2 separate regions of the Homo sapiens genome follow, and region 2 is linked to region 1. Evidence: chromatin loops called from intact Hi-C (ENCODE). Cell type or tissue: PC-3. All regions are shown on one strand. Links, peaks and the distances in the headings refer to the core of each region. The heading gives the core; the rest is flanking DNA.

Region 1 (2,920 bases), core at 301-2,800:
TGGTGGAAAGCTATACACATAAATCAGTGGAACGGAATAGAGATTCTAGAAATATTGCCCACAAGAATATGTCCAACTGATTTTTGAAAAAAGTACAAAAGCAATCCAATAGAGGAAGGATAACTTTCATAACAAATGGTGCTAGAGAAATTGGACATATCTGATAATGGAGTAGAAGTATCTAGAATATACAAAGAATTCTCAAAGCTCTACAGTAAAAATATAAAAGGAGGCCAGGCGCAGTGGCTCACTTTGGGAATCCAAGGCAGGTGGATCACTTGAGGTCAGGAGTTTGAAACCAGTCTAGCCATGGTGAAACCTCATCTCTACTAAAAATACAAAAAATTAGCCAGGCATGGTGGCAGGCACGTGTAATCACAGCTACTTGGGAGGCTGAGGCAGGAGAATAGCTTGAACCCGGGAGGCGGAGGTTGCAGTGAGCCGAGATCGTGCTGCTGCACTCCAGCCTGGGTGACAGAGCGAGACTCCAACAATCAATCAATCAGTCAATCAATGGAAACAATCCAGTTAGAAAACAGACAAATGACATTTCCCCAAAAAGGATATACGGATCGCAAATAAGCACATGAAAATATGCTCAGCATCATTAGCTATCAGAGACATCCAAAACAAAACCACAAAATATCACTATACACCTCTGAGAATAGCTAAAATGAAAAATAATGACAACAACAAATGCTAGAGAGGATGTGAAGAAACTGGATGACTCATACATTGCTTGCGGGAACATTAAATGGTTAAAGAATGTATACATATGAAGAAACTCAATTTTATGAAAACTGAAATACTATTCATGTGCTTTTCAAAAAAAATGAGGTAATAATCTCACAATATGGTAGCTCTATTCTGCAAAAGCTTGGCAGTTCCTTAAAAATCTAACCATGCTAGGCCAGGCACAGTGGCTCACGCCTGTAATCCCAGCACTCTGGGAGGCCGAGGCGGGTGGATCACGAGGTCAGGAGATGGAGACCATCCTGGCTAACACGGTGGAACCCCATCTCTACTAAAAATACAAAAAAATTAGCTGGGCACGGTGGCGGGCGCCTGTAGTCCCAGCTACTCGGGAGGCTGAGGCAGGAGAACTGCGTGAACCCAGGAGGCGGAGCTTGCAGTGAGCCGAGATTGCGCCACTGCACACTAGCCTGGGCTACAGAGCGAAACTCTGTTTCAAAAAAAAAAAAAAATCTAACCGTGCTACTTCCAGATGACCTAGCAATTGCACTCCTGGGCATTTTTCCCAGAGAAATGAAAACTTATGAATCTGTACACAAATGTTAATAGCAGCTTTATTTGTAATGGCCACAAACTGAATCATGCCAGATGCCCTTCAGAGGATGAATGATTAAACAAACTTGTGGTATATCCATACCATGGAATACTAATTAGAAATAAAAAAGAAAAAATGGATGTTGGAAGAAACTACTAGAAACTCCTAACAGTGGTACACGTTGGGAAGAGATATTTGAGGGGGGACAGAGAAAATTTCTCTTTTGCACTTTGTACTTTTCTGCGCTATCTGGATTTTCAACTTTCTTTCAAACTTTCTACATATATTGCCCTTTTTATGCTAACAGGGGTTATTTAGGAGGTGAATTATGAGTGTTTTATTTATTTGTTTTCTTCTTTGTGTTATGAAAAAGCTAATATATGTGAAGAGAGGGGAAGAGGAGGCCTAGGGGAAGGAGGAGGAAGAAAGAAGGAGAATGTGGGGACATTGACGTCAGATAGACCTCGGTTTCAATATTGGCTCCATCACTTATTTATATCTGCTTGATCTTAGGAAATCACTTAACCTTTATGAGCAAATTTCCTTATTTGGATAAAAGAGATAGTAATAGTACCTGACTCATTAGATTTTTGTAAGGGTTAACTGAAAAATGTACTTGGCACATGGCAAACCTGCAATAAATATAAAATATTTTTATTATCATTATTATTAAGATGAAGATAGAAAAATGATCGTGACTGGGCCAAGATTTTATTTTGATTAAATGAGTCAGCCCAGCAACCAGAGAACACAATGAAGTGGGAAGGACAGAGGCCACCTCAGCCAGATATTAACAGGAGATCAAATAAGCAGGAGTATGTTCTTTCACCAGTTTTTTTAAAACATAGTATTTAAAAAAAAGGTTACATCCTGCTGACAGGTCTAAGACAAAATCTCAGAGTTATTGAAATATAGTAATTTTTAAATAGCTTTTTGAGACGTAGTTCACATGTCACAAAATTCAGCTTTTTAAAGTGTTTTTTTTTAGAAAATTTACAAGGATTTGCAATCATCACCATGATCTAATTTCAGAATTATTTCATCATCTCCTAAAGAAACCCTGCACCTATTAACAATCACTCCTCACTCTCCACAACCCACTCCACCCTCAGGATACCATTAGAGGTAGAATCAATAGAACTTGGTAAGAGATCTATTGTGGAGATAAAAGAGAGCAGTAAATAATAACTCCCACATTTCTGATGTAAGCAGTTCTGTGGATGGTGGTACCCTTCATAGAGATGCTAAAAATAAGAGAGAGGAGGTATTGTGGAAAAAAGATGAGTCCAGGTTTGAGGTGGGACATCCAAGTTGAGCTGCTGAGGAGACATTTGAGATGAGTTATGATACTCAGGAAAGAGATAGGAGCTAAAGATAGAGATTTCAAAATAATATGCACATACATGCATATATATATTTGTGTGTATATGCATATGCACACATGAGGGGCCCTCAAATTTTTTTTTTTCCGAGACGGAGTTTCACTCTTACACCCAGGATGGAGTGAAGTGGCACGATCTTGGCTCACTGCAACCTCCACCCTCCGGGTCCAAGCAATTCTCCTGCCTCGGCCTCCTGAGTAGCTGGGATTACAAGCGCCCACCACCATGCCCAGCTAATTTTTGTACTTTT
Region 2 (2,920 bases), core at 294-2,793, 70 kb after region 1:
GGCCATGAGAATGTGATGCTATGACTGATTGTAACTGGTTCACAAATTCTCCCCGGGGGCTGTTCTGCTGTTATCAGAAGAAGAAGGGATAGATACTGAGCAGTCAAAAAATTGTAAGATATATAATAAAAGGAGAAGGAAAAGAGGATTAATAATCTCAGGCTTTTGAAGTCACTACATCTTGTTCAATGCAGAAATGCTTTATTCTGCAACCCAAATAGGTAGACTCCCAGCAATCTCTCTAAAATTACAACGACAAGGTTTTCTATAACTCGTGGTGCTCCCTTTTATTTGAAATTATAAAATCCTTTCTTATGTTGAGCCAATATGCTCCCTCATGACACATCCACACATTGGTCACAGTGCCATCAGGAACAAACAAAGCAAACTTAATTTTTCCACATATCAGACCTTAAAATTTTCAAAGATAATTATCACATGTGTCCAGAAATCTTTATTCCTTAAAATATATCTGGTTCCTTCACTTTTTGGCTCATCTCACATGTTTTCCAGACTCATCAGTAAATTAAAAATTATACAGCACTTTACATTTGATAAAGTTAATTATTTATTTTCAATCCTCAAAATCCTGTTAGATATTGATATTATTACCCCCATTGTACAGATAAGGAAGCTGCGTCTCACAGAGACTAATTGTCTAAGGTCACATAAGTGCTAAACAGCAGGGGCAAAACTTGAATTAAAGTCTTCTGACTTCAAATTTCACTTGCTCTACGAAACACTGAAACCTGGAAATCCTACTCTGGATGAGTCTCAGGTTTTCTATGTCCTGCTTAAAGTACAGTTCCCAGAAGCTAATACAGTATTTTAACATGTGACTTACTTAATTTTCCCAAAAGTGTTCTTAGTATGTTCTACTTCCCAGGTAGTATGCATTTCAAAGGAGTCATCAATGCCTTAGCTGAATGTTTTCCAAATTGTGATTTGTGGAGATGCTTCAGCCAGAGAAGCTCTGTTTTCATCTGTTTTCTACATTGGGTTTCCATACAAGATTTCATTTGACAAATCAAACCATTTATCTGGTTAAAAATAAGTTTTAAAAGTACTGCCTAGACCAAAGGAATGATTAACAATTGATGTTTCTTATGCTAGGAAAGACCAATAGAAAAAATATTTCAGGATCTTTCCATGCCCCTTAAATCCCAGATTTCTTCCCTTTTCTCATTGGTCTGTTGCTGCTTCAGCATGCCTGTTGACTCACTCTTTATGGGGTATGACTGTGACACAGAGCAAGCAACTCGGAGATGAGTCCATTTACAGAGCAAACACGGTCCTTACTGAAATCTCTCATTGAAATCTCCCAATTTCTCAGAGAAGTTGATTGTGCTAAAACCTGAGTGAATAAACCAGTGTTTAACTAATGATGTCTTTATGCTTGTACACTACTTTTTCAGGACATATACTTCTGTTTACTGATTTTTTTTTTTTTGAGATGGAGTTCCGCCTCCTGGGTTTAAGCAATTCTCTGCCTCAGCCTCCTGAGTAGCTGGGATTACAGGCGCCCACCACCATGCCCAGCTAGTTTTTTTTTGTTTTTTTTTTGTATTTTTAGTACAGACGGGGTTTCACCATCTTGACCAGATTGATCTTGAACTCCTGACCTAGGGATCCACCCACCTCAGCCTCCCAAAGTGCTGGGATTACAGGCATGAGCCACCGCGCCCAGCCTGTTTACTGATTATTTCTATATGAAAAAAGTCCCTACCTAGCCAGCTTTGAGAATTGCTGTGTTACTTCCTCACTTTGGGCTTCAAACTGCTTTTTCCTGGTTTCCCTTTTTAAAAAAAAAAAAAAAATACCATTTACTTTTCTATTACACTGAAGAATAGTTTATATGATTTGCTCTTAAAACTCTGGCCAGCCAGGCATGGTGGCTCACGCCTGTAATCCCAGCACTTTGGGAGGCCGAGGCAGGTGGATCATGAGGTCAGGAGTTCGAGACCAGCCTGCCCAACATGGTGAAACCCTGTCTCTACTAAAAATACAAAAATTAGCCGGCATGGTGGCGTGCGCCTGTAATCCCAGCTACTCAGGAGGCTGAGGCAGGAGAATCGCTTGAACCCGGGAGGCAGAGGTTGCAGTGAGCTGAGATGGCGCCATTGCACTCCAGCCTAGGTGACAGGGCAAGACTACGTCTCAAAAAAAAAAACAAAAACAAACAAACAAACAAACAAAAAACCTCTGTCCAAGGTGGAGACCATAAGGTAGTTGTTACCAAGCTAGGAGGGAGGTCCAGTTTCAGGAGAAGAACTAGAACAAACTTCTTGAAAGCTCTATCCATGATCTGCACCCTTCACTGCTTGTACACTAAAAAAAAGAAGAAAAGAGTGGGAGAAATAAAGCAAAGAAAGCCCGAGAAGAAGAGCAAAAGAAAGTGGGGTTCTAAGGGATAATAAACATGAAATCCAGCACTCAGACCAATTTATAATGTAAAACATATTTATATTGACAAAGCACTATAACCAAAGGTTTACACACATGAATGAGCATATGTAACAAATTGGGACATTTTTCTCAAATATGCCAAGATTTATGAAGTCTGGCAACAATCCCTTTGCTTTTTCTTATAACAACAGCTGCTAATTCCCTCTGTGACTTCTAACTGCCCAATTTTGTGAAAGTTGGATCAGTTTAAATTTAGAAGATACTCTATTCCAAGAAATAAAGTTCAAAAATGGAGTCATCTTTAAGTTAAATATGTCCAGGCCAAAATGTTGTCTTTCTGCTTCTGTTTCTTCTGCATTTCCTTCAGAAATGGAGAAGTACCAGTTCACTCTAGGTTTTAGCACCAGCTTTGAAATAAGTTGCTGTCTGAACTACAGCAAGCTACTCCTCCCTTCTCTCAGTCTTCTCCTGTGTAAAATAGGTAAATAAAACTAGATAATTTGCAAAGGTCAAC

Evidence for each region. A loop is a pair of places that touch in the nucleus more often than their neighbours do. Peaks named below come from ENCODE experiments on the same cell type or tissue, not always from the same donor. Only the 100,000 strongest peaks of a DNase experiment are listed, where the experiment ranks them.
Region 2: it touches region 1 in a loop (4-fold over the local background); 1 of 110 quality-filtered maps calls a loop at or near these places.

The regions. Positions count from the first base shown.
Region 1 is chrX:121,120,331-121,123,250 of GRCh38, reverse strand. No RefSeq gene overlaps it. Among named protein-coding and RNA genes, the nearest start is that of GLUD2, 74 kb to the right of the region's middle. In PC-3, for the core only: no CTCF peak of the experiment used is centred there; DNase peaks (open chromatin) are centred at 1,290 and 1,860; H3K4me3 peaks cover 300 bases; H3K27ac peaks cover 2,500 bases.
Region 2 is chrX:121,050,645-121,053,564 of GRCh38, reverse strand. No RefSeq gene overlaps it. Among named protein-coding and RNA genes, the nearest start is that of GLUD2, 4.5 kb to the right of the region's middle. In PC-3, for the core only: no CTCF peak of the experiment used is centred there; a DNase peak (open chromatin) is centred at 1,254; H3K27ac peaks cover 933 bases.